4 separate regions of the Mus musculus genome follow, and all the other regions are linked to region 1. A link is a loop called in an ENCODE intact Hi-C map of the cell type or tissue named here. Cell type or tissue: heart. All regions are shown on one strand. Links, peaks and the distances in the headings refer to the core of each region. The heading gives the core; the rest is flanking DNA.

Region 1 (7,964 bases), core at 1,371-6,370:
GAAAGCAGTGATAGTCAAGGTATGGTCTCGACATTATTGTCTTCTGTAATAAACAAAAACTGTGTCTAACAAGTTTAAACCTCTTTCCAGGAGTAAGGGTTCCTCTTGGACGGCCCAGGTGTCAGACCTTTTTTTCCCAGAATGAGGAATCACTGTAAGGTAGCCACAGATAACGTAAATAAATGAGCCTGGTTGTGTTCGGACAAAACTGCAGAAACAGGCAGCGAGATTTGTGGGTAGTCTGTTGATCTCTGAGAACCACATTCCAAGTAAAAGTTGAGGTATTAGGTTAGAAACAACAAACCCACAGAGGATATTTGTGTTTTAAACTGGAGTAAGACATGGAAAATGTGTACAGTTCCATACTTTCGCAAACTTTAGTTAGCCAGTCATAGTCAGCGCAGCAGGTGAAAGGGTAACCCTTGTCGCGACAACATTCGCAAAGCCCCCTTAGGGTAGTAGTGTGTAGCTCAGTGATAGAATGCTTGCCAAGCACGAGCCAAACCCTGGATCCAATCACTGGTACCATGGAAACACGAATCTACCTGTGTTTGCTAAAGCTGCCCTTTCAACCTGGAAAACCAGACCTCCCAGCTTCCTCCTGGAATCCTACTCATCTTCAAACTGTTTATGCAACCCTACACTTCAGCTAGTTTAGAGGCGATAAAGGAAATGTTTAATCCCTAGAACAAGGTGTTATGCAGATTGCTTGAGGTAAGGCATGGTAAACATTACATAGGGCACTGGTATATATCTTAAAACTTCAATTCAGCCGGGCAGTGGTGGCGCACGCCTTTAATCCCAGCACTTGGGAGGCAGAGGCAGGCGGATTTCTGAGTTCGAGGCCAGCCAGGTCTACAGAGTGAGTTCCAGGACAGCCAGGGCTACACAGAGAGACCCTGTCTCAAAAAACAAAACAAAACAAAAAAACAAAAAAACCCCCAAAACAAACAAACAAAAAAACCCCAAACACTTCCATCCAGTTTCCCTGGATTATAATGACTGAGATTATACTGAAGAGATATGATCTTTTCCTCCTTTGATATTCTACAGTAATTTCTTAGAGGGTTCATTTACTACCTACACAAAATCTAGCATTACACACAGTAGACTCTCAGGTGAAGTTTCTCTAGTTGTCTTATAATATTTCTGCTTTTAGTAACTTGAGTGAATAGAATACTACAGAAACATTTTTAATCTCCATTTAATCCATATCTCTTTACCACTGGAGGAGATTAATATCAGTTTGCCTGATATAAAGGTTATCTTTTGCAAACTTGACTTGAAAGGAATTATTAAATTTGCTGTTTCCTAGTTAATCTTTTGGGGAATGATCTGTTCCTTTTTTAAGGTGTTTAGGGAACTGGCCCAAACTCAGTGAGTTCAAGGCTGGGAGACAGGAATTCAGGTCTCCTGACTCCAATTCCAATAGTAGTCATCTGGATATTTTAATCCAGGAAGACTAGCTTTCCAGATGCACCAGATTTTATATTTCCTTTTTTTTTTTTTTTTAAATTAGGTATTTTCTTCATTTACATTTCCAATGCTATCCCAAAAGTCCCCTATACCCTCCCCCCACCCAACTCCCACTTCTTGGCCCTGGCGTTCCCCTGTACTGGGGCATATAAAGTTTGCAAGACCAATGGGCCTCTCTTTCCAGTGATGGCCGACTAGGCCATCTTCTGCTACATATGCAGCTAGAAACACGAGCTCTGGGGGGTACTGGTTAGTTCATATTGTTGTTCCACCTATAGGGTTGCAGACCCCTTTAGCTCCTTGGGTACTTTCTCTAGCTCCTCCATTGGGGGCCGTGTGATCCATCCAATAGCTGACTGTGAGCATCCACTTCTGTGTTTGCTAGGCCCCGGCATAGCCTCACAAGAGACAGCATTATCAGGGTCCTGATTTTATATTTCCAATTCTAAGCCTGAAAGACTGAGGAAGACCCATTTCCAACTTTCCCTTTCTTATGTTGCTAATGAAATTCACCCAATCACCACACACACCAGTTTTAGGGTTATTGAATACCTAAAGAAACAGCGTCCTAGCTGGGCAGTGGTGGTGCATGCCTTTGATCCCAGCACTTGGGAGGCAGAGGCAGGCAGATTTCCGAGTTCGAGTTCGAGGCCAGCCTGGTCTACAGAGTGAGTTCCAGGACAGCCAGGACCACACAGAGAAACCCTGTCTCGAAAAACCAAAAAAAAAAAAAAAAAAAGAAAAGAAATAAAGAAAAAAACAGGGTCCTTTCCCAAGTCCTATGCCACACAGTCTAGGTAAGGGCCAGGCTTCCTCACTCATCAGCTCTCTAAACCCTGATACAAAGGACCAGGTCTGCCCTTTACTCTGTGTGACCTCGGACTAGTCACCCAAGTGGCTAGTTCCCGTTTTCTTGTACACCTGTACATTTCAAACACCCACCAGAGAGGCACCTCCCCCACAGAATGCAGGGAAAGAGCTCTGAGACTTTCTTGGGTTTTGCTCACTTTTTTTTTTTTTTTAAAGAATTGTTAAAATCCAGTATAGTGATATAGTCTTCAATCCCAGCACTGGAGAGGCATAGGCAGGTGTAATTCTGTGAGATTCCAGGATAGCCTGGTCTACATAATGAGTTTTAGGACAGCCAGAGCTACATAAATAGATCATCTCAAAAATAAATAAATAAATAAACAAAAATAAAAGAAAGAAAATAAAAATAAAGAAAGCGTTCCTGGAATAAACTTATCCATTCATTCCTACCCACTCAATTTCACAAGTTAAACAGAGCTACTGCTACAGGCTCCAGTCCTACCACCCAGATTCCAGTGTATCACTGCTTTACCAGTCAGATTTCACTGTTCTAACCATCTTAATCTGTAAAATAAACACAGGAAGCAGGCCAGCAGCCTTATCCTCAGATAAACAGGAATAATTTACTCACAAAAATTGTAAGTAACATATAATATTTCTAACTACACTATTTCCCCTTCCCCCTCCCCTGGAGTTTTAGACAATAGTACAGTCACCTTCAATGAACAAAAGAGACCAAGCAACCCAGACAGTTCACAGCCAGTACAGCATTTTTATCTTTCTGGAAGCTACCTATAAAAGACAAGAGCCACTGCTTGGCTCTTTGGGTCGCACGGGGGAAAAAAAAAACCGAGAGTAAATTAAGGAACAAGGGAACAAAGCTAAGTTATATTATTCAATCTAATAAAAAATTAATGAGAATCCACTGTGGGCAAGAAGACTTACAAGTTAGTAGTTCAAAAACTGTAATAAAAAGCCCCACAGGGGAAGTGCCAAGAGGTACAAAGTTCTCTGGGAGAGAGCTTCCAATCTCTTTAGTATCATCAGAAGAGACTAAAACATTCCGGAAAGGGACACTTACAGGATCAACCTGACTGGGAAGAAAACCAGAAAGAACTCCAATGAGAACTGTGGAAATGGACACTGGGACACACTATCTGCTTAGCCACAGCGTGGCTAAGCAAGATCGTTCAAAAAAAAAAAAAAAAAAACCCAAAAACAAAAACAAAACAGGCTAACCAAAGAAATATAGAAGAAAGACATGCAACAGAGTGGGCGAAAACTGGAGGCAGAAAAGTCAGCGACAACCAATGTTGACTTAAAACCTTGGCAACAAAACTCAGCTCAGCAAAACTGGATTGAGGACTTTCTACCTTCAAAGTCTCGTCCATCATCCACCCTCCCGAATATCCCAGCTCTTCTGGACCTCTCTTATCTGGACTTTAGAAACAGGGTCCTTTCCCAAGTCCTATGCCACACAGTCTAGTTAAGGGCCAGGCTTCCTCACTCATCAGCTCTCTAAACCCTGATACAAAGGACCAGGTCTGCTCTTCACTCTGTGTGACCTCGGACTAGTCACCCAAGTGGCTAGTTCTTCTGTCTTCTTGCCTGCAGATCAGTTTATTACGAAGAGACCCGGATCAGACTCGATGATTTCAGAGATTTAAAACCTTGAAAAAGCGCATATGGAGACACTGGACACGCGGTCCTTTGCGTAGATGGGGAAACTGAGGCACCGAGCACCCTGCCCTAAGGTCATAACAGCAATGTCGCTGTAAGATCCCTGCCACTGTTCGGCTCAGATCCCATGACTTCTAGTCCGGGGCTCTTTCTCCTTCCGCCCAGCTTAAGGGAGCTGCGGGGGGTCCAGGGTTCGGGAGGGAAAAGGACAGCGAACACGCCGGGTTTGGGAAAAGGAGGGGAGTGACCTTACCTTCACAGGGTAAGCCCCGCCGCCTTAGTCTTCCTCTCAGAACTGGATCCCCTAGTCCGGTACGGACTTCTACCAAGCCCCCGCCACTACTGCCCGGCTCGACGTGTCCCACGACCGCAGTAAAGGCCGCGGATTCCCGCCCTGGACCCGCCCCCTGGGTGATCCCACCAATCACCGCTCAGAACCTAGGAACTCCACCTCCTCGGAGGGCTGGTGAGGCCTTGCGTCACTGGGAGCTCACCTCCTCATTTGCCTTTGCTCCACCTCCTCCACCGCTGGGTCTCCTCTGGGCCTCACTACCCTGAGAGAGTTTGTCCTGCCGGAAAGCAGCTCGCCGCCACGGCGTTTTACGTTACCGGCGGTGACAGGCCCTGGGAACATCCAACTTCCTCCTCCCTTCAGCTGGGCGAAAGCCGACGTGATGTTCGGTGCCGGAGACGAGGATGACACCGACTTCCTCTCGCCAAGCGGCGGGTGAGTGATTGAGGAACGGGACCCGAGCGCTGGGCTGAGAGACTGGCGCGGTGGCTGCAGGGGTCGGGCTCTTCTCAGGCCGCTTCCCAACTTCCGGGTCTAGACAGACCCTCGGCGCGTTCCACCGCTCAGCCTTCGCATTCTGAGTAGCGGTGTCACCTCGGCCCGTCTGGGTTCAGGAACTGGAACCTCCCTTGACACCCTTTTGCTTTGTGAATCACACTTTCTCCAGTGAAATGGAGAGGATTGCTGGGGAGACTGCTTGCCTCGGAGTTTATATAGGAGTCAGCTCCTATAATAAATATACGAGCTGTAAACTCAAGAGACTTTCTCTTCCCCGAGAACAGGATGGTGACACTTTGAACCAGGACCTGGTGGGCCATCTCTGGCATCCTTCAAAGCCTACTTCAGAGGTTACCTTTTTGGTGATTCTTTGCTTTCACAGTCCCGGGAGGAATAGTCTGCTTCATCTTCCATATTTCCACAAGCCTTAGCACATGGAACCTACTGAAATCTAAGCCCTGACTGAACTGCTTATGGTTGCTCATTTCTGTCTAGGTCTCAGAACAGTAACTCCTGGTGCACATTGATTGCTCACGAAGTGCCTGCGAAATTATGCTTTTTAAGCCCTAAGGTGTAACGCCAATGGGAAAGACTATTCGTTTTCTTCTGCTTTCAAACATCATATATGCCATCTTGGGAGAGAAGTCTTTAACGGCAGGCTAGATCCACCCCACCCCCCCCCTTTAATAATTAGCTCAGTGTTTTCCCTTGCGTTGTCCTAGTGGACCTCATGTCTCCCTTCAGACTTGTTAACTGCAAAGCTCACATCTTTGCACAGCCCTTCTTTGAACGCCTGCTTTACAAGTTTTGTGCATAGTGATGAACCTACTTAAGAATGACTGACACATCATCCTACCAATAATGATTAGTCTCCTAGAATACTGGGCAGTCAATACAGGAGTGACCATAAGATGACTGGCTTTCTTTTGATTGTGTGTGTGTGTGTGAGAGAGAGATGTATGCATGTATGCATGTTGTGAACATCTTTGTTGAGGACAGAGGTTCAGTATCAGGGGTCCTTCTCTGTACACTTCCACTTTAGTTTTTGAGACAAGTTTTCTCACTGAACCTGAGTTTTCCATTTTGACTAGACTGGTTGTCCAGCAAGCTCCCAGTATCCATCCATCACCACACTTGTCTTTTTTTTTTTTTTTTTTTTTTTTTTTTTTTTTTGTGGTTGCTGGGGATCTGAACTCAATACAATAAGCACTTTACCCAGCCCCTCTTATTTGGTCTTCAGTACTTAAGATCTTTTGACACCCAGTGAGTGGCTCTGCATTTCTCTCTGACCAGCACATTCTCCCGGGACCCCTGGGAATGCCTGCACCCACTTAGCCCCACTTTGAATTCATTTAGTTGCTCCATTACTTTTGAGTTGACTGGGCATTGTATCCTTTCTTTCCTATGTTATCCAAAACATTTACAGCCTCTGCTGCTGTTGGCTGGACATTCAGCTACAGCCTGTTTTATGTATGCCTGTGTATGGGGCCTTTTGAATATCTTCAAGGTTTGTTTATTTATTTGTGACATGGTTTCACTATGAAACCCTGGCTGGAATTCTTTATATAGACCAAGCTGACCTTGAACTCACAGGATTCTGCCTGTCTTCCCCCTGGATGATGGGATTAAAAAAGCATGTGCCATCACACCCAGTCTCAAGGTATATTTTAATTTCATAATCTTTAGTATGTGAGAATATTTGAAGACAGTTTATGAAGGTATTTTAAGGCTTCCAACTTTCATGCATCAAAGAATCTGCTGCTGACGAGGCAGACAGTGACAGTCATGTGCTCTTCTGATTCCTTACCCAAGGAATCAATCTCCTTTCCCAGGAAGGCTTAACTAAGAATTGAAGATACTTTACACATATGATTGTGGGTCCTAGGCATAGAAAACAGACAATTTGATGATAAAAGACTCAACAGAGAAAGCTACACACAGATACATTTTTGTCCCCTGTAGTAGCTAGGAAAAAATAAATTTTGTTCCCGGTAGTAGCTAGGAAAACAGAATCAAACTTAAGAGTAAGACTAGGAAAAATGAGTTGGAGAGGTAGCTTGGTGGTTGAGAGCACTGGAGGAATTGGATTTGATTCCCAGCACCCACATGGTGGCTCACAACAGTCTGTAACTCCAGTCCCTGGAAATCCGAGACCATCTTCTGGCTTTTTGGGGTACCAGGCATACAAATGGTGTTTAGGCATACATACAGACAAAACACTAACACATAAAATAAAATGAAGAAAAGAAGACCAGAGAAAGTTTTGTGTGCATTCTCTGATTTGGCTGTTCCTCCATTGGTTTTGTAAGGAAGTAGAACATCTGACAGTGAACACTGCAGCTCTTTCCAGTTCCCCTTTTATAAATGTGGTTTACTTTAAAACTGCTTCCCTAAGTTTGACTTAACCTTCTGACTTTCTTGTTCCTACTCAGGCTATTGAGGGCTAACTGAAGCATCCTAAAGTCCAGGATGGCTGTTTTCAGTGACTGATAATCTGCTGTTCAAGTTCCCGGGCCTCTTTTTGTTTATTTACTTGCTTGTTTGTTTTTGAGACATGATCTTACTGTGTAGCTCTGGTTGTCCTGGTACTCACAATGTATACTAGACTGACCTCTGACTCAGAAATCTACTTGCTTCTTCCTCCTGAGTGCTGAGACTAAAGGCATGAGCCACCAGGCATGGCCAAGTTCTCCAACCTTAAAGTCAGTGGTTAACCTAAAAGTAGTAATCAAAAGACATGCCTTCTCCTTCTTTCTTAGCCCTTTTCCCACCATTATATTATGACTTTGAAATGAAGAAATAGGCACATGTCTACTAAGTATTTCATATTTGACTTCAGGTAATACAGAGAGGAATGAGATATAGTTCCTATGCCTAAGACACTTTATTTAAGCAGTAGAATAAAATCAATCCAACAATAATAAACATAATCACCAAGCTCTTAAAAATTTATATATTTAGTGTTAATGTGTAAAAGTGTGTGCACAGGGCATCAGATCGCCTGGAACTGGAGTTACAGGATGTTGCGAACCATCACCTTGGTGCTGGGAACTGAACCCAAACCTTCTGTAACAGCAAAAGGTGCTCTTAACATCTGAGCCATCTCTCCAGCTCCCACAAGGATTTATTTTGAGATCACATCTTACTATGTTGCCCTGGACGTTTTTAAATTCCTGAGCTCAAGTATTCTACCAGTGATCTTCTGAGC
Region 2 (7,964 bases), core at 1,576-6,575, 150 kb before region 1:
GTGAGCAGGCGCCGGCCTCTGGGAAGTGGCGGGTTGAAGGGGGACGGGACCCCAGAACAAGGTGAGGTGCACCCCTATGGCGCTGTGTTCCCGAAGCTCTGACGCTGTAGCGGAGACGCTGTCCCTATGCACCTACTAGAGTGGGCGGGATTCTTGCCGCTACAAGGTCTTGCTGCGTCCGGGATTCGGGACTCAAAGATGGGCTCCACCCGCCCCCTTTCTCGGAGGCCTCAGGGGTAGCCTCGGTTTCTGCAGAGCGCGATCTGTCTGGCAGGCTGGAGAAGTGGGGAAAACAATAAGGGTCGCTTGTGCTAGGTCTCTCCTGCTTCTGCTCATTCAGTCATACAACGATCCATTGAGATCCGCTTAAGACCCAGACCACATGAGAAGAAAAGCAGTCATGCAGCTTGAAACAAGAATTTGTCCCCATGCCTTTTAAATCCCAAAGTCACATACTAACCACCCTGCTACCAGCCGTGGCCAGGTCTAGGTTAAACCTTTCTTCCCCTACTCTCACCTGGAATCTCTGTCGCCTCTTCCATACTGGGACTATAACGTGTGAACTCTGTCCTTCTAATGCCAAAAGTCCTGGTGAGGACTGAGGGCTGCTAGACTCCAGAAGTTTGGACCATATTTATAGCTGACCTGCTGTATGAGACCTGCCCTTCTCGAGTTCAGTTTTACAGTTGTTTGATGTAAAAGCTCTCAGCCAGAATATTTTAGCAGTCTGTGGAAAGGCAACTCCTAGCTTGAAATGTCTAGACCCGGGCAGCAGGGGGGATTAAGCGCCCACACTAGATGAGGTCTAAGGTCTCTTCTTTAACCCCTCCTAACACCGTGGCAGGTGGCAGCTAGAGTGTGCAGGAAATGCAAATGAGCCACCGGGCAGTACCTTTTCAGAACTGCCCACAGATGCCTTTCCTGGGCCTCTTTGGGCTTCAGATTTCCCAGCTCTGAACCTTCTACCTAGCTGGCCCTCCTGACTTGTCTCCTCCCTAGCCAGGGCAGAGCCTGCTCGAGCTGGCACCACTTCACTACTATTTATGCCAAGAGCACAGCCTCCGGAATTCTTTGTGGGGTACAACCTGGGAGCCCAGGCTCTGAAGCTTTCTCTCAGCTGCTCCCAGTGGCAGTCTCACTCCCAGGTTGTGGGATGCTACCTCCTAAGGGAGGTGAGACCTTTACAGTCTTTCAGAAAAGCTACCCCGCAGTGTCTCTAAGAAACTACAGTGTTCCTTTTCCTTCTTGTCTAGTACGTGCTGCTGGAGGGCGGCTAGCCTCTCTCACCTCAGGCAGTGGCTGGAATGTATGTCCTTCCCTAGGTGTGGCGAAGGGTCAGACACAGTACAGCCTACTCATCCCAGCTCAGCACTAGCCATACATTTAGCGTTACTTGCCGCTGCTACCGTGGTGTTAGACATACCTCATCAGTAATCTGATCTTCACGCAGGCTTGATAATATCAGCACATTTTAAATCTTGAAAGAAAAAAAAAAAGTGGGGGAGGATCTGAAAGGCCTTGCCCGTCGTTATAGAATCGACTCTGGGATTGTTTGGCCCAGAAACAGTTGTTTCTGCAATACCTTGTACAGCTTGCTAGCAGAGTGAACCTGTTGTACAATGGGAGAGAAGGTAGCCTGGGCCCCTGTGGTCTTGTGTTCCTGTATTCCTAGGCCCCTGTGTTACTGTATGAGGCACAGGGTTTAAGCTCAAGTTTGCAAACCCCCTTAATTTGTGGAAAGTGCCCTGCCCATGTTTGGAAATCTTCCAGACTCTGAAGGACTTCTCTCAAAGAAAAACCCTGATCTAGAATTGGTTCTATAAAACAGAAGCAACTCTGGGCACCTTCCCACTCTATGGACGTTCATTAAGCATCTGCTATCACACGCTGTATAGTACAGGGCCTTGGGCTGGAAGTCTCAGGCTAGTCCCTACCTCTGCCTTACTCACTGTGTGAGTTCAGGTGGCCTTCCATCCCTTCATTTCTCCTATCAAACTGTGAGGGATTGAATAGAGCTTTTTTTCTTTTAAGTCGGCACCAACGTCTCTTTCAGTTTCATCTAGTGGCCAAAATAAAAACCTGCATCCGGGCAGGAGATATCTCAGTGATCAAGAACACATGTTGCTCTCACAGAGGACTTGGGTTTGGTTGACTCAACAGCCATAAGCAACACTAGTTCCGGGGACCACACAACCTCTTCTGAATTCTGTGGGCATTGCAAATATGTGATACATATGCATGCATGCAAGCAAAACACTCCTAGCCATAAAATAAGCCCTTAAAAGTTCAAAACAAAGCAAGCAAACAAAGCCTAAATCAAAGTTGGACTGTTCTGGCTGGGAATGTAACTCAGTGGTGGAGCGTAGGGGTCCAGGGGTTCCCCACCACAAGCAACCAGGAACTGCTGAGGTGCGCCTCTGCACACGCCTCTCCTCTCTTCCCCTCCTTCCCCTCCCAGCTACCCTGAAGTAAAATCTGGGCAGCGCAGCTCCTCCGTGGCCCTCCAAGTTTTACTTATGGGCAGATGGCCTATCAGCGTTGCTCCCTTAAGCTCTTAAAGGAGATGAGTGAACGCCAGGGAATGCAGGTGTGGACTCCAGAAGCCAGGGCCTGCTACAGAGATGATTCTGGGGCAGAATATGCACCTGGTTCCAAAACCTGACTCCAATCCAGAATGGCATTGAGCGAGTTCCATAACCTCTCTGAGCCTCTATTTCATAATTGCTAAGAGTTATGTTGATTTCGCAATGTAACTTCAATGAGATAAAGTACTGCCTTTGGCACCTTGCACCTAGGTAGAGGGAGACCAACTGGAGTCCAGCACAAATTCAGATTCGGGGCTTTATCATTAACCAGCTATGTCATTTTGAGCAAATAGTTGTACATCTCAGGGCAACCTCCTGGCAGATGTGAGAACCAAATTCTGCACAAAGAGTCTATATAGATAAACTCTCGAATGTGCTGAGTGTGTTACTTAGGAGCCAGAACATCTCTAAGGAGGCTTGGCCTCTCTTGTGTCCTGTGAAGAGGCTGGCCCACCCAGGGGTGTGGTGGCAGGGTTGGTCCTTGTGTGGTTCCTGATAACCTCAACCCCAGCAAGGAGGGAAAGGGGATAAGGTGGGCCCCTGAGCTGCTTGGGAGGGAGCTGAAGGAGCCTGAGAGAGTGGGAGCACAGCCAGGCACACTGAAGGATCCCCTGGGTTCTGGGCTTGTTTTCACTGGTAATTTGCTGTAGGACTTTGGTGAGTAGTGCCCCCTCTTGATGTCCCCTTTGTTGGAGGAGCAGAGATTCAAGCCTTCCAGCCTCTACTGTCTGTGGCTTTCTCTCTCTTTCTTCCTTTCCTTTCCTTTCCTTTCCTTTCCTTTCCTTTCCTTTCCTTTCCTTTCCTTTCCTTTCCTTTCCTTTCCTTTCCTTTCCTTTCTTTTCCTACTTGGCTGCTTAGTAGCCAAAAGGAAATGTCTAAAATGGAGCTGGCTGTCCAACTCTGAGTCCCACCACCCTCTTCCTGCCTTGTCCCTGTCTCTGCTGCCCCCTGGGTCAGAGCATCCGCCCTAAGGGACAGCCTCTTGGCTGCCTCCAGATGGCCCTTCCTCCTCCGCCTCCTGGCCTCCCATGGCTCCTGTGCTCCTCTGCTTCCTGTCTGCTCTCCTCAGCCACAGAGTTCTCTCAAAGCCAGGCTCTGGCCAGACCAGTGCCCTATTTGCTGCTCAGAACTCATCCCTGTCAAAAACCCTCCACCCCTTCTGTATGACCCCTGCTACATCCTCAAGACTTCAGACCAGTCTGCAGTCATCCTCATTCACTTTCGTAAAGGAACACTCTCTTTATCCTTGCCAGATTCACGCATCTTGCAGAACAGAGCCCAAGCCCTGTCTTCTACAAACTCTTCTGCCCTCCTCTCTGGGCCCATAGATCATGTAGGCTTGGGCTGCCAGGTTCTGCAGTACACTTATCAGCCCTGCCTCCAGGGACTGGCCTATGACTTCCAGAAGGCACCTATGAGGGTATATTGGTGGGCTGGCATACAGTAGGTGCTCCTGAAATAATGTGACACCCGGGTTTCCTTCAGTCTTCTATCACTGACTTGGCATGCAGTTATTGTCTCGTTCTCAGCAGGATGAAATATCTGCCCTATGCTAGAGTCAGTGTGTGGGGAGGGCTGGTGTGGGAGGTGGACATGAAGTCAGCACAGTCCCTGCCTCCTGCAGAAGCTCTGTCAGCTAGCCACAAGATAAGCCAGTGCCACAAGGAGCTGTTATATAAGAGAGATTATGAAGTGGGCAAGAAGGAAGCTGTGGCGGTGGGAAAGGGAGAAGTTGGTGGCATGCTTACTTGAGGGAAGGCTGCACAGTGTAGGGAAAGGTGATAGCATGGCATCACAAAACAAGTGCTTGCCTAACGTGTGTAAAAGTCTGGGGTTCCGATCTCATCGTCATCCCTGCACTTGGGAGGTAGGCACAGGACAATCGGGAGTCCATGGTCATCCTTAGCTACATTCAGGAAATTCAGAGCCAGCCCTGTCTCAAAAGAAAACCAACAAAATGGGGGAAGGAGGGGAGACAAGAAAGTACAGTGTAGGGCACTGATTGGCCAGCACAGAAGGCTCCTTGGTCGCAGGAGCTCTAAGAAGCCACCGACCGGGACGGTGCATGTGCCTGTCCGCGTCAGTCATACATACAGTGCTTGGTACACAATGAGCCTACTGCCTCAGCCCACACAGCAGGGTCTTAGCAGTACTTGGCACTAACAGCAAAATTCCAGGGCATCTTAGTTTCTGCTTATCTAAAATTCTTGTCAAGCAAGTTTGAGGCCAGCCTGAATTACATAGTAAAACCCTGTCTCAAAAATCAAAGCAAAGCACTCAGGCTGGGGCTGTAACTCAGTAGTTGAATGCTTGCCTGACATGTCCATGGCATCACAAAAAAAAAAAAAAATTGTAACCTCTGAATCCGCCATAATTGTAGGCGTTTTTCATGGAGTATTTGAAGTTTAAACGCTGCGGTGATCAGTGCTTCTCACAGTGAACACAGGAAGAATCGACTCGGTTTTTCTTTTATTCCTAATTTTCTGATTCTTTGCTAGGACACAATTTACAGTTATTAGAAAACTAGTGGGGGGGGGGGGGGCTGGTGATATGGCTCAGTGGGTAAGAGCACCCGACTGCTCTTCCGAAGGTCTGGAGTTCAAATCCCAGCATCCACATGGTGGCTCACAACCATCTGTAACAAGATCTGACTCCCTCAAAAAAAAAAAAAAAGATCTGACTCCCTCTTCTGGAGTGTCTGAAGACAGCTACAGTGTATTTACATATAATAAATAAATAAATCTTAAAAAAAAAAAAAAGAAAACTAGTGGGGTTTGTTTGTTTGTTTGTTTTTAACTAGCAGTCCTGTGAACCATGGCCCAAATACTATTATGACATTGAAATTGCTTTGAAGGTTCTACAGGTATCCCTGCCTTACCTTGCCCTGGAGAGGGAGCAATTGATAAAACCACAGCATGAGGAGCAGAGGCTGTAGAGGGCGGGAGGCGGGACCGTGGGAGCCAGCCGGCACCCCAGGCACATGTCTTTTGTTTCCTGGTGCCCCCTACAGAGCTGAGGCTGCAGCAGACACCCAGGAGCCGCCACTCCATCCAGCAGACTTCTCTGTGTTCCACTGCCCCGACCATGCACCACCAGTCTGTTCTGCACAGCGGCTACTTTCACCCACTGCTTCGGAGCTGGCAGACTGCTGCCTCCACCGTCAGTGCCTCCAACCTCATCTATCCCATCTTTGTCACGTGAGTCCCCCAAATGGGCCAGACCCTGGATCTGCCCAGGGTAGGAGCACGTGTGTGACTGGAACAGGCAATGGGATTGTTGGGAGGAGGGGGGCCTTAAAGTGGGCTGTGGGCTGGAACAGAAGGTTTTGTGAGTGGCCTGTGAGGTTAAGGACAGTAGTCTTTGGAACCGTACAAGCCCTGAAATGAAGATGGCATGTCTTGGCCAAAGTCACTTAAGTCAGAATGTATCTAAGCTGGGACACAAGGACCCTGTGACTTGAGAGTCCAAGTCCTCCCAGTGATTACTGTTCTTATTGCAGTTCTCACTGCCACATTGTTGTTCCTGTTGTTATTTCAGGCCCTGGGCTTGCCCAGGCACGGGAGCCACACACAGGATCCTATGCACTCCCTCCATCTCTACTTCCATGTCTCTTCTCATCCTTCCCAGGCACTGTTGCCACCACCCCTTCCCACAGCCATCAATCCATAGCCCTCCCTTGCTCTTACAGGGATGTTCCTGATGATGTCCAGCCTATCGCCAGCCTCCCAGGAGTGGCCAGGTAGGAGGTGTGGTGACTGTCAAGGGGATGGTAAGAGAAGAGATTTCACGGGTGAAAGTACCAGGAAATAGAAGCACGCCCAGCAGGTAGCAGATTTGGAAAGGCACTGTGGAAAGAAGGATTTCATGGGAGACTAAGCTGTTAGCCAGTACAGAAGACGACCTCGTAAAGTGACAAGCGTTCTATCATCGGGGACATTTGTGGCAGAGGCTGCTGCAGGCAGAATCTGGGCTTGAGTGGGACTTGAGTAAAAGCCATGGAGTAGTCTGCCACAGCTAACTCTGTAGCACTCTGTTTATGACCCTGTTTGCCCACTCCTGTGGTGGGTATGTTACTGCTTATCCCTGGTCTGTGGGTCTTGCACTCTGGGTTCCTGCACAGCTTGGCTCTTCACTGAGCGTTTTGCTGAGGAGCTCTCACATGCTAGCCAGCCTGTTCCCACAGAGCCGTAGCCCCAGCCTACAGCCAGGCTTTTAGCAGAAGCATTGTTTGAAGGGGTGGAGGCCTGCGCAGGGCACCTGTTACCTTAGCACTTTACATTTCCTTACCCCGTCCCTCCCCCAGGTATGGCGTAAACCAGCTAGAAGAGATGCTGAGACCTCTGGTGGAAGCTGGCCTGCGCTGTGTCCTGATCTTTGGCGTCCCCAGCAGAGTTCCCAAGGTGAGAAATGGAAGAGTTGAGAGGGGAAGATGAGGACTGGGCACACTCTCAGTTTGTAAAGTGCGTGCTGCTCCAGCTTGAGGGCCTGAGTTCAGTCCTAAGACCCGTGATGAAAGCTGAGCAGAACGTGCAGAATGTGATCCGGTGCTGAGAAGGCAGAAACCTGGGTCCCTGGGGTTTGCTGGACAGCTGGTCTGCCTGAATTGGGGAGTTCGAGGTTCAGTGAGAACCTGTGGCATGGTGGTACACATCTGTAACCCCAGCATGGGACTGCATGGGGGGCAGCCATGTCTCTCTGAGTTCAAAGCCAGCATGGTCTATATAGCTAGTTCTACGCCAGCCAGAGCTACACAGTGAGACCTTGTCTCCAAAGCAAAGAAATTCAAGGTGAAAAATGATTAAGGAAGACACCCAGCTTTGACCTATGGTCTCTATGCATACATGCACCAGTGCACGCTCTCACACAGACACACATACACGTGAACACATGTATACACATATAAGAAGGAAGACAGAGTGTGGAAGGGCTGAAGTGTCATACTCTGTGTGTCCTTGCTCTGCCCTGTGCAGGCTCTGGGGCCACAGTTATATTGCTGCCTTGCCTGCCTTTGGCCCAAGATCAGGAAGCTCATAAGTAGGACTGGGACACCGTAACGGGATGAGTCAAGTCCCAGTCCAGCTCCAGGCTTCTGTTGTCCCCTCTACAGACAGGGCCAATCCGGTGTATACTCATCTAGAGTCTGATGGGATGAAAGGAGAAGGTTGGGCCTGATCTTTGATGGCAACCACTATGCCTTTTGAAAAGCATCCGTAATAGACATACCACCTTGTCCTTCCCCTGCCTCCAGGATGAACAGGGCTCTGCAGCTGACTCTGAGGACTCCCCAACTATTGAGGCTGTCCGTCTGCTGAGGAAGACCTTCCCTTCCCTCCTAGTGGCCTGTGACGTCTGCTTGTGCCCCTACACCTCCCATGGCCA
Region 3 (7,964 bases), core at 1,569-6,568, 140 kb before region 1:
TTAGCTTGTGTCTTACTCTGTTACATCTCATTAATCAAAGATAGTATGGAGGCACATTCTTATAACTCCAGCACTAGACAGCTGGGGGCAGGAGGATCGTGAGCATCATCCTAGGCAATGCAGCAACAACTCTGACAGTCATATGCATGAGCACCAATGGGATGGAAGCATTGAGACCTCATAAGTCCATCAGAGTCCTAACATTGAAAGGTAGATGATAAGCCGGGCGGTGGCAGTGCACGCCTTTAATCCCAGCACTTGGGAGGCAGAGGCAGGCGGATTTCTGAGTTCGAGGCCAGCCTGGTCTACAGAGTGAGTTCCAGGACAGCCAGGGCTACACAGAGAAATCCTGTCTCAAGAAAAAGAAAGAAAGGAAGGAAGGAAGGTGTTTGTTGAGAATGGAGAACATCTGAATGCAAGCTACTAGTATGGCCATTTCAGAAAACTGGCTCTATCTACTGAAATGAAACACACTGATGGTACCTGGATTTCCACACCTAGTTACTTATCGATAATGTATACTGATGCTCTCTGGGACACATTTGTAATGTTTTCTGATATGTGTGACCACCCAAACTGGAACTAACCCAAATGTCCATCAGCAGTGAGATGTACTTCATTTGTGAATGGACGAATGAGACAGCCACACAGTGTGATATGGATTAACATTAATAAAATAATTAATAAAACATAGATGCAAAGGAAGATTGAAGAACATGCCTGCTGTGATTCAACATATACCCAGCTCACAAACAAGTGAAACTACAATTGAACCTAGGAGAGGCTGGAGACAGGTCCGTGGTAGAAGGGTACTCACCTTGTCCGGGTTCAATCCCAGCAACACACACACACACAAAGAAGTGGGCCATGGTGGCTCATGCTTATATCTCAGCACTTAAACTGAAGCAGGAGGATTGCTGTGAATGAAATAGGGCAACCCCATATTTCTGGGCTACTATATGAAATCCTATATCAAAAAAGGGGCAAGGTGGGGGTTCTTGCTACCATTTGGGGGATAAACAACTGAAAACAGAGATGTTCTAGGCATCTAGATTGGAGGGGAGATCTGGATAGCAGACACAAGAGTATATATTCATATTGTGAAAATTCAAAAAAAACTACTTTTTAAAAGATACGATCTTACTATGTATCCCTGGCTGTCCTCAAAGTCATAGATGTCCTCCTGTCCTCTGCCTTTTGAATACTAGGATTAAAGACATGTACCACCACACCCAGTGTAGACATTTTTTTCTGTTTTAACTGAAAAAAATTTTTAAGTAAATGAAAAATTCAAAGTAATGAGAGATGTGTGGTTGGCAGTTGTGCCCTGCCTTGGTTTCCCTGTGTCTTCAACAGGAGACTCAAGGATGGAAAATACTTCATATAAGAAACTTTATTTCCCAGCCAGGGGGTGGTGCATGCCTTTGATCCCAGCACTTGGATCTTTGAGTTCAAGGCCAACCTGGTCAACAGAGTAAGTTCTAGGACAGCCAAGGCTACACAGAGAAACCCTATCTTGAAAAATCAAACAAGGGTCAGGGGTTGATTTGATTTCCCAGAGAGAAAACACCACAAGCTAGCATCTGCAGAGTAAGAAGCCAGGGGGCTCCGATGGACCAAGGGGTGAAACTGTCAGGGGATTTTAATAACTGAGTTATGGGATGAAAACATCCATTAAAGGGTACATATGTTTTTCTGTTTGAAATGGGATCATGCTCCATAGCCAAGGCTGGTCTGTAACTTCTGCCTCGGCTTCCTAACTGGACTTGCAGGTTTACCACCACACCTGGCTAAGTGTACCCAGCTTTGAAGCTGCAAATCAAAAAGAAGCTAGATTCAGAATATCAAAGACCACCACCATCTTTCCTATGACATCCCAGGCTATTTATCTGTGTATTGTTCCTTGCTGCTGCTAACCTAGAGACAATAAAAAGTAGATTCTAGTGGCCCAACAGTTAGGTCAAGGTCATTGGCCCAGGTGAGCCAATCAATACACGCTGGCAAACCCTCTTTGGAGATGGGCAGCGTGCTGTGTAGTATGTGACCTGAAACAAAACCCTTAAGCACCTAGAAGTCTGTTTTCTCTCCTGAAAAGAATCTTCTTAAATGCTCAAAGAGGTTTTCTGTGTGATCTGACTTGATATCAACCATCTGTCACTGTGCCAACAGCACATGGAGAGACCTACCAAATGGCAGCTGACATTGATTATCTTGGAAATCTACTTAAAGCTAGCCTGGATTCTAGCTTTACTAAGTTACTCGTGTCTAGTCTCCAGGGTGGCAGAGTTGGAATCAGAACCTACAGGCTTAGGTTTGAGGTGACCCTGAAAAGAGATACAGTCAGGGATTCCAGGATTCTCTGAAGAACAGGTGGGCCTCTGATGTCCTGGCTATCCTTTCTACCTCCATTTCTGAGGAGCAAGCTTGTTCGGCAAAACCAGTCTGGCAGGTGAGCTGACTGCTCTGTGACTTTGCACTTTGCTTTCTGAGGCCCAGGGAGAGGGAGTTGAGTCCATCTAAAGTCCACAGAGCCAGGAGATAACAGAAGATGTTTTAAGAGGGTACCTGTGGGGGAGGGGAAGAAAAGAGCAGAGGGAAGCCCTCCTGCCCCTGCCCCCCAGCCAATTCCTTGGCAGCACTTACAGCTCATTTCCGTTATGAACTTGGTTTTTGCCTGATCCTCCCATGTTCGCGTAGGCAGGAAACTGACATTTTCCTGCTCTATCCACGCGTCAGACACAGAATACAGGTGCTTACTTGGCACCTCACGAATCAACTAGGTTGAGAGGAAAGCTTTGCTTTTTTGCTTTCAACGGTACTTTTGAATATAAACGTGTATTTCAGTTATGAAAACCGCATTTAAAGGGAAACTCTTCTTTCCTTTAAATGTTTGTTTGTTTTTTGTTTTTTGTTTTTTTACAGAGAGAAACTAGGTTAGACAGACACGGCGGTGGCACGCCCATTATCCCAGCACTTGGGAGGCTGAGGCAGGAAGATGCTCAGGACCCGTTTGCCTGCATAGTGAGACCCTATCTTAAAACCAAGTGTCTAGGTTATTGCAGTCAACAAACTGTGTGTGTGAGACAAGAAGTTCCCTTCTAGAACCAACTGGGGTCTCTCAGAACAGAAAGGGACAGAGCCTTGCTGGAGTCCTCACTGCGTTTGGGGAGCCGGCCTGAGCCCTAACCCCACTCCCCGCCATTGCCATTCCCAAGTTAGTCTAGGTCCCCTAAGTGTCTCCATCCCACGGAGGCGGGGGCCGGGGGATAGAGATGAGAAGCAAAGAGAACACCTGGGTTGTGATAATGAGTATAAGGGCAGTGGGGAGGAACGTGATGAGGGGTGAGACAGTGACCTTAAGAAGCCAGGGGACGGTGAGAGGGCGTGAGACAGGGAGCAGGGAAGCTACGGGGTAACCTAAGGGACAAGAGGCCCAAGACTCAGCGTGGCGAGTGACGGGCGCGAGGGAGGAGCTTGGTGACGCCTAGAGTGGGGCGGGGCGAGAATCAATGGCAAGTCCGAGGGTCGCGAGCTACTGATCGCCTACATAGAGCCGGTGGAGCAGCCGCTGCGTCTCAGGTCTCTTTTCCCGAGCCAGGTGGGTGCGGAGGCCCGGGGCTGGGTGGAGGGTGCTAAACCGTGGGAATCCGTGCAGTCGAGCTGGGGACGCTGGAGGCCAGCCAGCAGTGGACTTGGCCCCGGAGGCTCCAGTCTCGCGTCCCGCTGCTTTTAGGGTAGTCAGTCCTGCAGCGGAGCCCCAGCCCCGCTATGACTTTTGTCCTGAGACATCCAGAGGACTTTCGGAACCAGTCTGGTTCCTGGCTGGGCCTCAGCCTACCTACCTGCTCGATGAGAGCCCTTTTAAAGTTGTCTCACTATTTCGAGCTGACTTAAATCTCTTCTTTGTCACATTTCTTTACGCGCCCCGCCCCCACACCCCTCCTCACCTCTGTTTTGTTTGGCTGCATTCTGAATGAACCCCGGACCCCACAGATTGAAAGACACAGCTAAGCAGTCCCCTCTGTCTGGAGACAAACCTGCAATCAGTCTCTGACTCCAGGCAGAGAACTGACAGTTGGGTATTTGGCACTAATAACTCCAGGGAGAACTTGCAGCTCAGAGCCAAGTTGGAACGGACTGTCTTCTGTCCCACTCTTCCCAGGCTCAACATAATCCAACTTTTAAAAGAATATAAACATGGGTAAGCAAAGGCAGCCCTGGCTAGAGTCTGGACATTTGGGTTCTAATCCAGGCTGTTGGCAGGTTCACAGCCCCTCTCTGGTTCCACCAGCTCCTCACCAGTTATGTTGTTGGTCAGAGTCTCCAGGAACCTTTCTCTTTTTTGACATTACTAGTAATTTTTTTAAATGAAGCCAAGTTGGAAATTTTATTAATAACATTTTAATGCAGGATTAAGCATGAGGGTTAGGGGGGAAAGAAGGACTCTGAGGAAAGTCAAGCATACTCAAATATAAATATGGGTTTCTTAAACAAGGGCACCATTTTCTAATAATTGTAAAAGGGTCATGGGCTGGAGAGATGGCCCAGAAGTTAATAGCACTGCTGTTCTTCCAGAGGACCCAGGTTCGATTCCCAGCACCCATGTGACAGCTCACAAATGTCTGAAATTCCAGTTCCAGGGCATTTGACACCTTCTTCTGGCTTCACAGGCACCAGGCGTGACGGAGGTGCACTTATATACATGGAGGCAAAACCACATACAGATAATGGCAGGCATAACTGCTTCCTGACTTTGACCTACAGGGCTATGCACCTGAGCTCAGCTCTGCCCAGAGCACTAGACTTTGCCCAGCCTCAAGGAAGTTTATATATATTTTTTCTGTATGTTCTTTCCTCGGGATTCCTCAACCTGCTAAGGAAATTCCCTGAGTTCAAAGACTGACTTTGGTTCCAGATTTATAGCCTCATGGCACATACCAACTTCACTGTGCTTGTTTTATAGGTTTTTGGTCTACAGAGAAACCCTTAGTATTTAATACCTAGAAATGCCACAGGGGATGGAAAACTGTCTTATTCCCCAACATCGGACTCATAAGATGTCCAGAAATGTGTTTTGAAACAAATGCATAAATTATTTCATTTAGTCCAAAATTTTCCATTGGGTGTTTTTTTTTTTTTTTTAAATGATTTGTTTTCTCACCTTCATGTGTGTCTGTGTGAGGGACTGTCCCCTGGAGCTGGAGTCACAGTCAGTTGTGAGCTGCCATGTGTGTGCTGGGAATTGAACCCAGGTCCTCTGGAAGAGCAGCCAATGCTCTTGACCACTGAGTCATCGCTCTAGCCCTGGGTTTTACTTTTTAAGCCAGATTTAGCCCAGCTAATCTCAGACTTGCCATATATCCAAGGAAGACTTTGAACTTCTGATCCTCCTGCCTCTTCCTCCTGCCACTATGCCTCCTTTATTCCATCTGGGGATCACACCTAGCTTTATGTGTACTAGACAAGCACTCTAACCAGCTGAGCCACAACCCTAGCTCCAGCCCCAAGATCTTGTGAGGTGGGCACCCTCGTGCTTCTCTTCCAGATGAGACTCACGGGTATTTAGAGTAACTTCCTCCGGTCACATACTTGGTACACCAGGATGCCAGTCTCTGACAGCAGGGCCTCAGCATCTACCTCACCTACCGATTTTTCATTCCAGGATCTTGTGCTGAAAGCCATTTCCAAAGTGCCTTGGGACAGCCTACCCCTCTGACCTACACAGCCTGGAAAAGAGCCACTGTTAGCCTGTAGAGGGGTGGCCTGAACCAGCTCAGTAGCTCCTTTGATTCTGGGATCTGCACTGAACTTGATCTCCATGGCACACCGGCTGCAGATGCGTCTGCTGACGTGGGATGTAAAGGATACTCTGATCAAGCTCCGCCGACCCGTCGGGGAGGAATATGCCAGCAAGGCCCGGGCCCATGGAGTGGTGGTGGAAGACATAACCGTGGAACAAGCCTTCAGGCAGGCATACCGGGCTCAGAGCCACAACTTCCCCAACTATGGCCTGAGCCGTGGCCTTACTTCCCGTCAATGGTGGAAGGACGTGGTCCTACACACCTTCCGCCTAGCAGGGGTCCCAGATGCCCAGGCCATGACTCCAGTTGCTGACCAGCTATACGAAGACTTCAGCAGCCCTTTCACCTGGCAGGTGTTGGAGGGGGCTGAGATGACCCTGAAGGGGTGCCGTAAGCGGGGTCTGAAGCTGGCAGTGGTCTCCAACTTTGACCGACGACTAGAGGATATCCTAACAGGCCTTGGCCTGCGAGAACATTTTGATTTTGTTTTGACTTCTGAGGCTGTGGGCTGTCCTAAACCCGACCCACGGATTTTCCGTGAGGCTCTGCAGCGCGCTTGTGTAGAACCTGCAGTGGCGGCCCACGTGGGGGATAGTTACCTCTGTGATTACCAGGGGTCTCAGGCTGTGGGCATGCACAGCTTCCTGGTAGCGGGCTCAGAGCCTCTGGACTCTGCAGTCAGAGATTCTGTACCTAAGGAACATATTCTACCCTCCCTCTCCCATCTCCTGCCTGCCCTTGACCTTCTGGAGGCCTCAAGCCCTATGTCATGAGTCTGGTGAGGGAAGTAGCTGGGACCAAATAAACACTGGAGGCAGGGAGTCCCTTCTCTCTCACCTCTCCTGCAGAGGGAGGTGTCTCGGCTCTCCTGCTGCAGCCTCCATAATTTAATCTGAGCATAGAACTGCGAGGGCTTGGCAGTAGCCTGGTCTCTGAGCTCACTACTCATCCCTGTGTTCCTTTTTATGTATTCTTATTATGTGGGGTGTGTGTGTGTGTGTGTGTGTGAACGTGTGGGATGTGTATCATGGTGTATGTGTGGCGGTCAGAAGATGATTTGTAGGCGTTGGTCTCTCATCTTTACGTGGGCTCTGGGGATCAAACTCAGATCACCAGAGTTTGTGCCATGAGTGATATCACCCGCGAAGCCATCTCGACAGCTCCCTCTATCCCTTTTTCTAACCCTGCCCCGATCGATTCCATATCCGCCGAGGGCCCATCCATTCACAACCAGGAACTTTTTGGCTTTCTGAGATGGGTTCTCTCTAGCCCAGGTTGATGTGGACTTAACTCTAGTCCACGCAGGCCTGGGAACTCATAATGATCTTCCTTCTGAATCAGCCTTCTGAATGCTAGGAACGCAGGTGGGAGCCATTTTCAAGAGCTAGGGAGGTAGATCAGTGGTAGAGCAATCACCTAATTGCTAAGGTCCGGGTTTCAACTGTAGGCATGCATGGGCACACACCCAACTTACAGATACTGTTTTTACAGTAAGGGCTTTTTGTCACTGGAGATCTGAAACCCCACTGTGTAAAACACAAGGTCAAAAACAGCTCAGAGAAGTTGAAATGGAAATCCTCTCCCCAACCTGGGAACCTCAGGGTCAGATGAGTGTAAAGTCAGGGTGCTGGGCTGTTCAATGGACAGGAACACTCAAGGATGTCCATTAGCATCCTTGAGTTGAAGACACTGTAATTTACCCTAAAAAAGAACACTGTTGACATGTGGCTGCCCTACATCACATACCCTGCTAAATTCTTTACTTTAAAGCTCTCTAGTGGGCAGAGGTAGAGTGACCTTGCCCCAACTTAACATAGGAGCAGGGTAGCACATGTCTGTAACCCCAGCATTCTAGAGATGGAGGCTACATAGTGAGTTCAAGGCCAGAGTGAAACAATACCTTAAAACAAAACAACAAAAAACCAGACATGGGGGCCTGGTAAGATGGCTCAGTGAGGGATATAGGGAGACGCACTGGAGAGATGGCTCAATGGTGGTTAAGAGCACTAGCTGCTCTTCCAGAGTACCTGGATTTGATTCTCAGCACCTATGTGACAGCTTACAACTGTAGTTCCAGGGGATTGATGCTTTCTGCTGGCCTCTGCAGGCACACACATGGAGCACAGACATACATGCAGACAAAACACCATACATATAAACAAA
Region 4 (7,964 bases), core at 1,793-6,792, 160 kb before region 1:
AGAATGCCCACTCCCTGGGAGTGGATTTGCTCAAACTGCAAATCAGATGGCCATTAACTTTCCATCTACTGGCCATGTGGCCTTAAACTAGTAACCTCATCCTCCTCAGCCCATTTCCTCATAGAGTCCTACATAAGATTATAGGGGAGCTGGAGAGATGGCTCAGCAGTTAAGAGAACTGGCTGCTCTCTCAGGGAACCTGGGTTTGATTCCCAGCACACATGCGGTGGTTCACACCTTCTGTAATGTCAGTTCCAAGGGACTGGATACCCTCTTCTGACCTCCACGGGCACTGTCTGTGTGTGGTACATATATGCAGGCCAAACATAAATTTTATGTGATACGCATAAAGTAAAATTTAAAAATTTAATTGTAGGAACACACACACACACACACACACACACACACACACACACACACACACACACACACCAACAATTAAAGAAAACAAGAGGGAAATAGCAAGACACCAGGGATCTAAAGGAAGAAATGAGGGGCTTCTGATTAGGAAGGGAAGGGAAATAAATACAGGAGGAGGGAGGATAAAATAACAGGAGAAATAGTCACAAGGAATCCTTCTTTCACTATCTACCTAAAATACCTACAATACACTTAAGTCAGTATATAAATGTCCATATACAGTTTAAGTGAAATTCCCCATCTGAGTGCTCCCTGTAAGAGTCATAGACCGGCTAACAAAAACCACCACACCAGGTATGAGAAGCTCTCTCTTTAGTTGTTGGTCAGGGTTGTCCAAGAGACTCCTAAAACATTATAGACTATTACTATTGCCCTTGGTTACCCGCAAAGGAGGAAAGTAAGTCCCTATTACTGAAGACACAATACACTTCAGACAAGGGGTTCAGATTAGCCTGAGAGCCTCCTCCCTGGGGACTATCTTTCATGGTACCAGAAGGTGCTACTCAGGTTTCCAAAGGAAAGAAGCAACCAACAGTACTACCCAGCTATGGCCCTACAAACCACATCAATGACCAGCATGGTGCCATAACTCTAAGGTTGCAATAGAGGCATGCATACCTTGGTGGGAACCAACAACTCTCTAATAGATCTTATGACCCTGCTCAACATGTGAGAAATGTACCTGGTCCTGGAAGCCTTGTCATCTACTCAGGGCTAGTGACGTCACGGATCTTAAAGGGGAACCTACAACCATCCATTTACTAAACCGGGACAGTCCCTAACTACACTCTAAACATTTGTCCTTCTACCTACAGATAAGTGCAGTCCTCACCACTCATCAAGGAACCTTCTCTTTGCATAGGACAGAGATCATTACTGAAAACAAAGTCCAATCAGAATGCAGTCACAAAGCCCAGTCCCTACGGATACATTGGCAACACAGCTCCTGCAGCTAAGGCACAGGGACTACTGTAGAAGAAGGGGCAGGAAGATGAGAAGAGCCAGAGAAGCAAGGGGTTTGCAGTGAGACTGTAAATATCAGAAGCTACACTCATGAAGTTCCACCAACATAACTGCCTAAACACGCGCCGAATAAGGGCACGTGAACAACAACATGCTGACAGAAAAGAAAAGCCTCAACCCTAGATAAAGAACCACAGGCAACTAATGAATGCCAAGATCTGAAAAATAGTCTCACCCAGGGAAGACCATACAAGTTGATTATCCAATACTAAATGGTCAGCCCTTAAAACATACATACAAATAACATTATTCTGACTGGACAGATTGTACCTCTGTGTGTGTGTGTGTGTGTGTGTGTGTGTGTGTGTGTAACAACAAAGAAAAAGAGGCAATGAATTTGAAAAAGGGAGGGGTACTTGAGAGGGTGTGGAGGAAGAAAAAGGAAGGGGAAATGATGTCATTATATTATGATCTCAAAAATGTTTTAATTATTTTTGTAAAAATTATAGAAACAGGCTGGAGAGATGACTCAGTGGTTAAGGGTACTGACTGCTCTTTCAGAGGTCTTGAGTTCAGTTCCCAGCAACCACATGATGGCTCACAACCATCTGTAATGGAATCCGATGCTCCTTTCTGGTGTGTCTGAAGACAGCTGCAATGCACTCACATACATAAAACAAATCTTTTAAAAATATATTTTAAAATTGTAGACAAATCATATAAGATATAAACTTCTGTGTATGAAGTTATAACAAATACCCAGTAAATAATATCAGGCTGGGGAGTTGCCTCAGTAGCTAAAACACTTGGAGGGCCAAGCATGAGGCCCTGAGTTCAAATGTCCAGAACTCACATAAAACCAGGCACAGCAGACATCTGTAATCCCATTGCCCCTACTTAAAACAAAGCAGAGAATCCTCTGAAGCTGATGGGCTGCCCTGTCATCAGATACTGTGGACAGCCAAAAAGAGACCCTGTCTTAAGGTAGAAGGCAGTGCCCAATTTCTGACCTCCACACCAGCACCATGGCAAGGGATGTGAATGTCCATACTCACAGACATGCAAGTACATACATTATACACACAGGGAGAGAAATAAATAAAGTTATACTAAACTATTATCAATCCCTCTTTTAAAGATGTTATGCAGTCACTACAACTATCTTATTCCTTTTAACATATAATTCCATTGTATTCATTTCTTTGGTGGGCATGGGTGCCATGGGGCACATGAGAAGGTCAGCAGGAAGGCCATCCTGAAATGAGCCCAGAGACTACACAGTCTTCAACCCAAAAGTGTCTTCATCCACTGAGTCATCTCACCCTGTCCCCTTTCTAACTTTTAAGGACATTGTCGGTTTCTTCTTCTATTCAACACATTTACTGACTGTCAAATGAGTGGACCTGTTTGGGGCGTAGAGAGTAGCAATAAACAATCTCTCTGTTCTAAACAGCTTCTAATTTAAATTAGAGATAGGAATCTAGTGGCCTGGGCTGCACCTGGCCTACTTAGCTTGGCAAGCACTTTGAGCCAATGTTTTAAAAACTGAAATGGTCCAGAATGTTAGCTTTCTGGCTTCTCTCCTAGATCACAAGGCCTGACAGCACCAGTTCTAGATAAATAGTGGCTGGAACTAAGGCTTATGACATCTTTAATCCAGGCCTGTTCTAAGTGCAGAGTTCTTTCCACCAGAACAATCCCTCAGTATTGTTCATCATCCCAACCCTGTCGGGTTGTTTTTGTTTTGTTTCTCCAAATAGGGAAAAACTTCTTTGTAATGTCCCCATCAAAAATTTTAAAAAAAACACGTTTTGGAACAACATGTTTTAAAAAGAAAGAAAGAGAGAGAGAGAGAGAGAGAGAGAGATATGAAGGAAGGAAGGAAGGAAGGAAAGAAAAGAGAAAAGAAAAGAAAAGAAAAGAAAAGAAAAGAAAAGAAAAGAAAAGAAGGAAATAATCCAGCATTAGTTCTCAGTAGGAGTATTTTTTTCAGTACTTAATTATACAACTTAAAGCAACATTGAAAATGTAAAATCAAGTGATGATTTTTGATAAGAAAAATATACAATGAATCACTTAATGATTTAAAAAATACAACTTTAACTTGGGTTTTTGAATGAGAATACAATGCATTATTCTTACAATCAAATGATTCTTGCGCTTTCAGTACCGAACCAGACCAAATTGAGCTCCGAAGTCTCATCAGGCGTCTTTTGATATTGCCCTTGTTACTGCTGTCCTAGTAAAGTAATGGCATTTTTTTAAACGAAATTTTAGATTAACACTTATCCTTAATATAATTATCACAAAGTTGTGAAGGGCATAAGATTAAAGATGGACAATACTACTGCATCAATCGGTGCAATAGAATTGAATGAAAATCTACACTGAGTTCCGAGCCAAAAAAAAAAAAAAAAAAAAAGGGCGGTGGGCACTCAAGTGTCAGTCGTTCGCGATTTTGCGGGATCAAAGCAGATTCCAAAGAGTTACTACGTTCTGAGCCTCTGGAGACAATGCTGAGATTGCGAAAGCGCGTTAAAGCTTTGGCCCCGCCCACCTCTTATAGAGAGCCCCGCCCACTTGGCAGTCCGAGTCCCGCCTCTCCCGGCTCAGTCTACGCCTACCCTTTCCAAGCTAGGCACCAGGCCACACGGTTGCCTAGCAGCGGCGAACGGCACGCTGGGAGAATCGACGGAAACCTCAGAGAGTCAAACTTAGTGTGGTGCGAAAGCTCTCGCGATGTGTAGTAGAGAAACAAGCCTGGAGTGGAACGTCCGGGATGCCGTGGAAGCGGATGGAAATTTCAATGGTCCTAAACCATTGCGACATGGAAAGCTGGGCTACACTGGGGACTTGTGGCGGGGCTGATGTAGCAGAGAGGCTGTGGTGCGCAAAGCACTGTGGGACACTGGCAACGTGGGGTAGGACGGAAGCCTCCGAGGGTCATATTTTAGCGACGCGGGAAGTCCAGACACCAGAACTGTCTGGAGACCTGAGCAGGAGGGTCGGGCCCCAGCGGAGGCAATGGCGGAGAGGCCCGAGGACCTAAATCTGCCCAACGCCGTCATCACCAGGATCATCAAGGAGGCGGTGAGCCGCTCGGGCTGGCGAATGGGTCGAGGGCGGACGTGTGGGCAGAAGGTTAACAGAATCCGCGTGTGTGTTCATCTCCACTCTCCTCGCAGCTCCCGGACGGTGTCAACATCTCCAAGGAGGCCCGAAGCGCCATCTCCCGCGCCGCCAGTGTCTTCGTTTTGTATGCCACATCCTGGTGAGCTGAGCAGAGGCTGAAGGGAGGCGCAGCGGGATCCTGACCCCGCGTTCGTGGCCTGGAACCTACAGGCCCCAGTTCCCTGCCTCAGTAGAGAGCGACTTACGGCTCTCTTCCAGTTGTCACACATTCTGGAGCAGGTTAAACAAGACGGTTACCGTAGCCCTTTGTATGGGAAGGGGATGAACTGAGCCATGCCACACACACACACAATCCATTCATCTACGATAAATACGGCTTTCCCACCCCATTCCTGGGGGTCATGCCTCCACCCACTCTGACAGCTTCTGAAGGGCGTTGCTCTTTCTTCCAGTGCCAATAACTTCGCAATGAAAGGAAAGCGCAAGACTCTCAATGCCAGTGACGTGCTGTCAGCCATGGAAGAGATGGAATTCCAGCGATTCATAACACCATTGAAAGAAGCTCTAGAAGGTATCCACGTACTCTTCTGTCTCTTAAACCATATATAAAAAAAATGCTCATCAGTATCAGTGCCATTAAGTCCCGTTCAATAATACAGGACTGGTCATAACTCCCCTCTGTTTAGTTGGTACCATCTCGGGTATGTGATAGGGGCCTGGTTATTCCACCTGTGCCTCGGTTTGTCTAATTAAACCATAATATCCTGCTTCCTTACAGCGTACAGGCGGGAGCAGAAAGGCAAGAAGGAGGCTTCGGAGCAAAAGAAGAAGGACAAAGACAAAAAGGATTCCGAAGAGCAAGACAAAAGCAGAGAGGAGGAGGAGGAGGATGAAGAGAGACTGGACGAGGACGACCAGAACGAAGAGGAGGAAATAGACAACTGAATGGAGAGAGTAGGCAGACTGTGGCGTGGTGGAGGGGACCCTGAGATCCTGAGACATGTCTGTGTGAAGGCTTTCCCTGCAAGGCAGAGCCATCTTCGGCACTGGTGCCTGAGATCAAAATAAAAGCTGACCAGAAAGATCAAAAAGAACTCTTCCCAGGCTCAGAGCATCTGAGTTACAGAAACCGGTCATGCGTCATCAGTCTGCAGGTTAGGATGTTTTTGAATAAGCGATTCTGAGTGACTACATAGTTTGGTATTGCTTGTCTACTTAAAGTATATGGCTAGCTAGTTTCTGATCCCATTTCCCTGCCCCTCTGAATAAGTAATAACATCCATGTTGCCTGCAGTGTTCCAAGTCACAGAAGCACTAAAGGCTCAGGGGGAAACAATGGGGCTTTGAGCCTGGTCACCCAGTTTGACTGTACAGTAGTTGACCATAGGAACTCGTGCTTAGAATGGCTGCTCTCTAGGAGATGACTAAGGAGCTGTGAGCGAGCGAACGAGGAAATGTCTTCACCTGATGGTAGCATTACTTACTTGGTGTCTGGCTTTCTAGACTTACTTAGCTTTGTAGTCCTCTAGTGACTGTAGATGCTCAGTCGTCTGGGGTGGCTGCACTCATAGGACACACACTCTTTAATTCTGAGTGTTGATTAGAATCTGTCAAAAAAGGTGCCAATTCTTAAAAGCAGGGGCTTAATCTTGGAGGTAACTCAGTGCCTGCCATGGTAGGTCCTAGTGCTACCTCCTGGAAGGTATAAAATCCCAGATCCATCTCCCAGACTTATGGCTGCTGCTTTTCATTCCCTGGGCTCATAACAAGTTCCAGAGACTTTATTTCTTCCAGGCACAGCCTGTTCTGTCTCCATCTCTCTGGCTTCTGCTTCCCAGCCCGGCTTTCTCCTCCTCTTACTTATTTCATCTTCTAGTCTAGGGACTCTGATAACATATGTCATATTCCAAAGTGCAAGGTCCTCAGATTCCTTAGTCCTAATCTCCTGCCTTCTAAAGAGAGTTGAGAACACCTCTGAACCTTACGGTAAGAGGAATGGTGCTCAGGAATGTAGCACCACTGCTGTGGCTTCGAACGTGTCTGTTGGCCTTTCTTTTTCCCCATTGAGTGCTCCAAGCACTTTTTCCTGTCTTAGTTGTGCACTTGAGGCTGACAGGTGATGTAATATAGTTGGACACTGTTTACTAGTAATACAGGGAAGAGTTTGGTGAGAGTGACTGGAGACTGTTGAGAAGATTTTAATGCTTTCTACAAATAAAGAACATTCTTGTTTAAAATGATGACTCATACAATGTGCTTTTGCAAAGGACTCACCAAGACCCCCCTCTCTCTCCCCCTACCCTCACACATAGGCACACAGTCTTGTGTCTTGCATTACCAGCAGGTGAATGAGTATCACAAGTTAAGGGCACTGTTCTTAACCACAGCCAACATATCCTGAGATTCTCCTGGTTACTTTGCATATCTCACTAGCTCCCACTTCTGTTTGTTTGTTTGTTTTGGTTTTTTGAGACAGGGTTTCTCTCTGTAGCCCTGGCTGTCCTGGAACTCACTCTGTAGATCAGGCTGGCCTCGAATTCAGAAATTCACCTGCCTCTGCCTTCCAAATGCTGGGATTAAAGGTGTGTGCTACTACTGCCCGGCTAGCTCTCACTTATTAAGTTCTAAGTACTTTCAAGTATTCTCATCAAGCAACATTGCTATTGCCTCTACTAGCTCTTTTTTTTTTTTTTTTTTTTTTTTTTTGGTTTTTTCGAGGCAGGGTTTCTCTGTGTAGCCCTGGAACTCACTTTGTAGACCAGGCTGGCCTCGAACACAGAAATCCACCTGCCTCTGCCTCCCGAGTGCTGGAATTAAAGGCGTGCGCCACCACACCCGGCTATTAACCACAGCTCTATGTTCTCCAGTACACACAGTTCTCAAGTCATAAGTAAAATTTATAAATCAAAATTCACCAAGAACTGCAGTGGTCCTTTGGTTAATAATAGGCCTTTTCCTTCCCAGAAGAAACATTGTTTCTTAATTCCCAAGAGCACGGTGCTAGACCTACCCTTCAAGGCCCATTTGTAATCCTGTGACGTCCTTTGAACTCAATTTCAATTGTATGTACTAAGTACCAAGTAGATCTTCCTAGAATATACCTTTGCTTTCAATGAGATCAAATCCATAGTTAAACCTGTTATTCAAGGCTTGTGTAAGAAGGGCTCACCCTACCATCTAATCTCCGCCATAAGGCTGTCAAGAATGGAAGGGGCTCAGTGACATAGCGCTTGCTTAGCTAGCATGTTCAAACAAAACCGAAAACCAAATTCTTCCATGTCTTTGGTTTGTTCTGCTCAATCCCTTAACTAGACTTTAACATTCTAAGAAGAAACCTTTTCTGGGAATGGAGATTTGGATTTAAAAGTAAGGAATACAACATCTGGAAAGAATCTTTGAGGTCTTCCATAAGTTTTTTCCCTGTTGTAATATCCAAAAATAAGTTCAAG

What was found. Peaks named below come from ENCODE experiments on the same cell type or tissue, not always from the same donor. Only the 100,000 strongest peaks of a DNase experiment are listed, where the experiment ranks them.
Region 2: it touches region 1 in a loop (2.8-fold over the local background); 5 of 42 quality-filtered maps call a loop at or near these places.
Region 3: it touches region 1 in a loop (2.2-fold over the local background); 5 of 42 quality-filtered maps call a loop at or near these places.
Region 4: it touches region 1 in a loop (5-fold over the local background); 3 of 42 quality-filtered maps call a loop at or near these places.

Annotation. Positions count from the first base shown.
Region 1 is chr4:62,357,099-62,365,062 of GRCm38, reverse strand. It overlaps Fkbp15 (FK506 binding protein 15), which reads left to right and starts at 4,467. Exons shown (of 28, transcript NM_001045528.2): 1 at 4,467-4,693. The coding sequence starts at 4,641. It overlaps Slc31a1 (solute carrier family 31, member 1), which reads right to left and starts at 4,362. Exons shown (of 5, transcript NM_175090.4): 1 at 4,220-4,362. In heart, for the core only: no CTCF peak of the experiment used is centred there; a DNase peak (open chromatin) is centred at 4,472; H3K4me3 peaks cover 3,094 bases; H3K27ac peaks cover 2,376 bases.
Region 2 is chr4:62,511,892-62,519,855 of GRCm38, reverse strand. It overlaps Alad (aminolevulinate, delta-, dehydratase), which reads left to right. Exons shown (of 12, transcript NM_008525.4): 2 at 5,596-5,782; 3 at 6,274-6,324; 4 at 6,889-6,985; 5 at 7,834-7,964. The coding sequence starts at 5,670. Among named protein-coding and RNA genes, the nearest start is that of Alad, 4.2 kb to the left of the region's middle. In heart, for the core only: a CTCF peak has its summit at 3,555; DNase peaks (open chromatin) are centred at 2,555, 3,105, 3,575, 4,205 and 1 weaker place; H3K4me3 peaks cover 3,664 bases; H3K27ac peaks cover 3,573 bases.
Region 3 is chr4:62,497,792-62,505,755 of GRCm38, reverse strand. It overlaps Hdhd3 (haloacid dehalogenase-like hydrolase domain containing 3), which reads left to right and starts at 3,556. Exons shown (of 2, transcript NM_024257.1): 1 at 3,556-3,598; 2 at 5,663-6,702. The coding sequence starts at 5,819. The coding sequence ends at 6,574. In heart, for the core only: no CTCF peak of the experiment used is centred there; DNase peaks (open chromatin) are centred at 2,645, 3,455 and 4,115; H3K4me3 peaks cover 1,684 bases; H3K27ac peaks cover 1,935 bases.
Region 4 is chr4:62,521,440-62,529,403 of GRCm38, reverse strand. Pole3 (polymerase (DNA directed), epsilon 3 (p17 subunit)) reads left to right here and starts at 4,390. Exons shown (of 4, transcript NM_021498.2): 1 at 4,390-4,473; 2 at 4,569-4,654; 3 at 4,968-5,086; 4 at 5,294-5,606. The coding sequence starts at 4,408. The coding sequence ends at 5,460. It overlaps 4933430I17Rik (RIKEN cDNA 4933430I17 gene), which reads right to left and starts at 3,783. Exons shown (of 14, transcript NM_001356421.2): 1 at 3,526-3,783. In heart, for the core only: no CTCF peak of the experiment used is centred there; DNase peaks (open chromatin) are centred at 4,023 and 4,283; H3K4me3 peaks cover 1,991 bases; H3K27ac peaks cover 1,360 bases.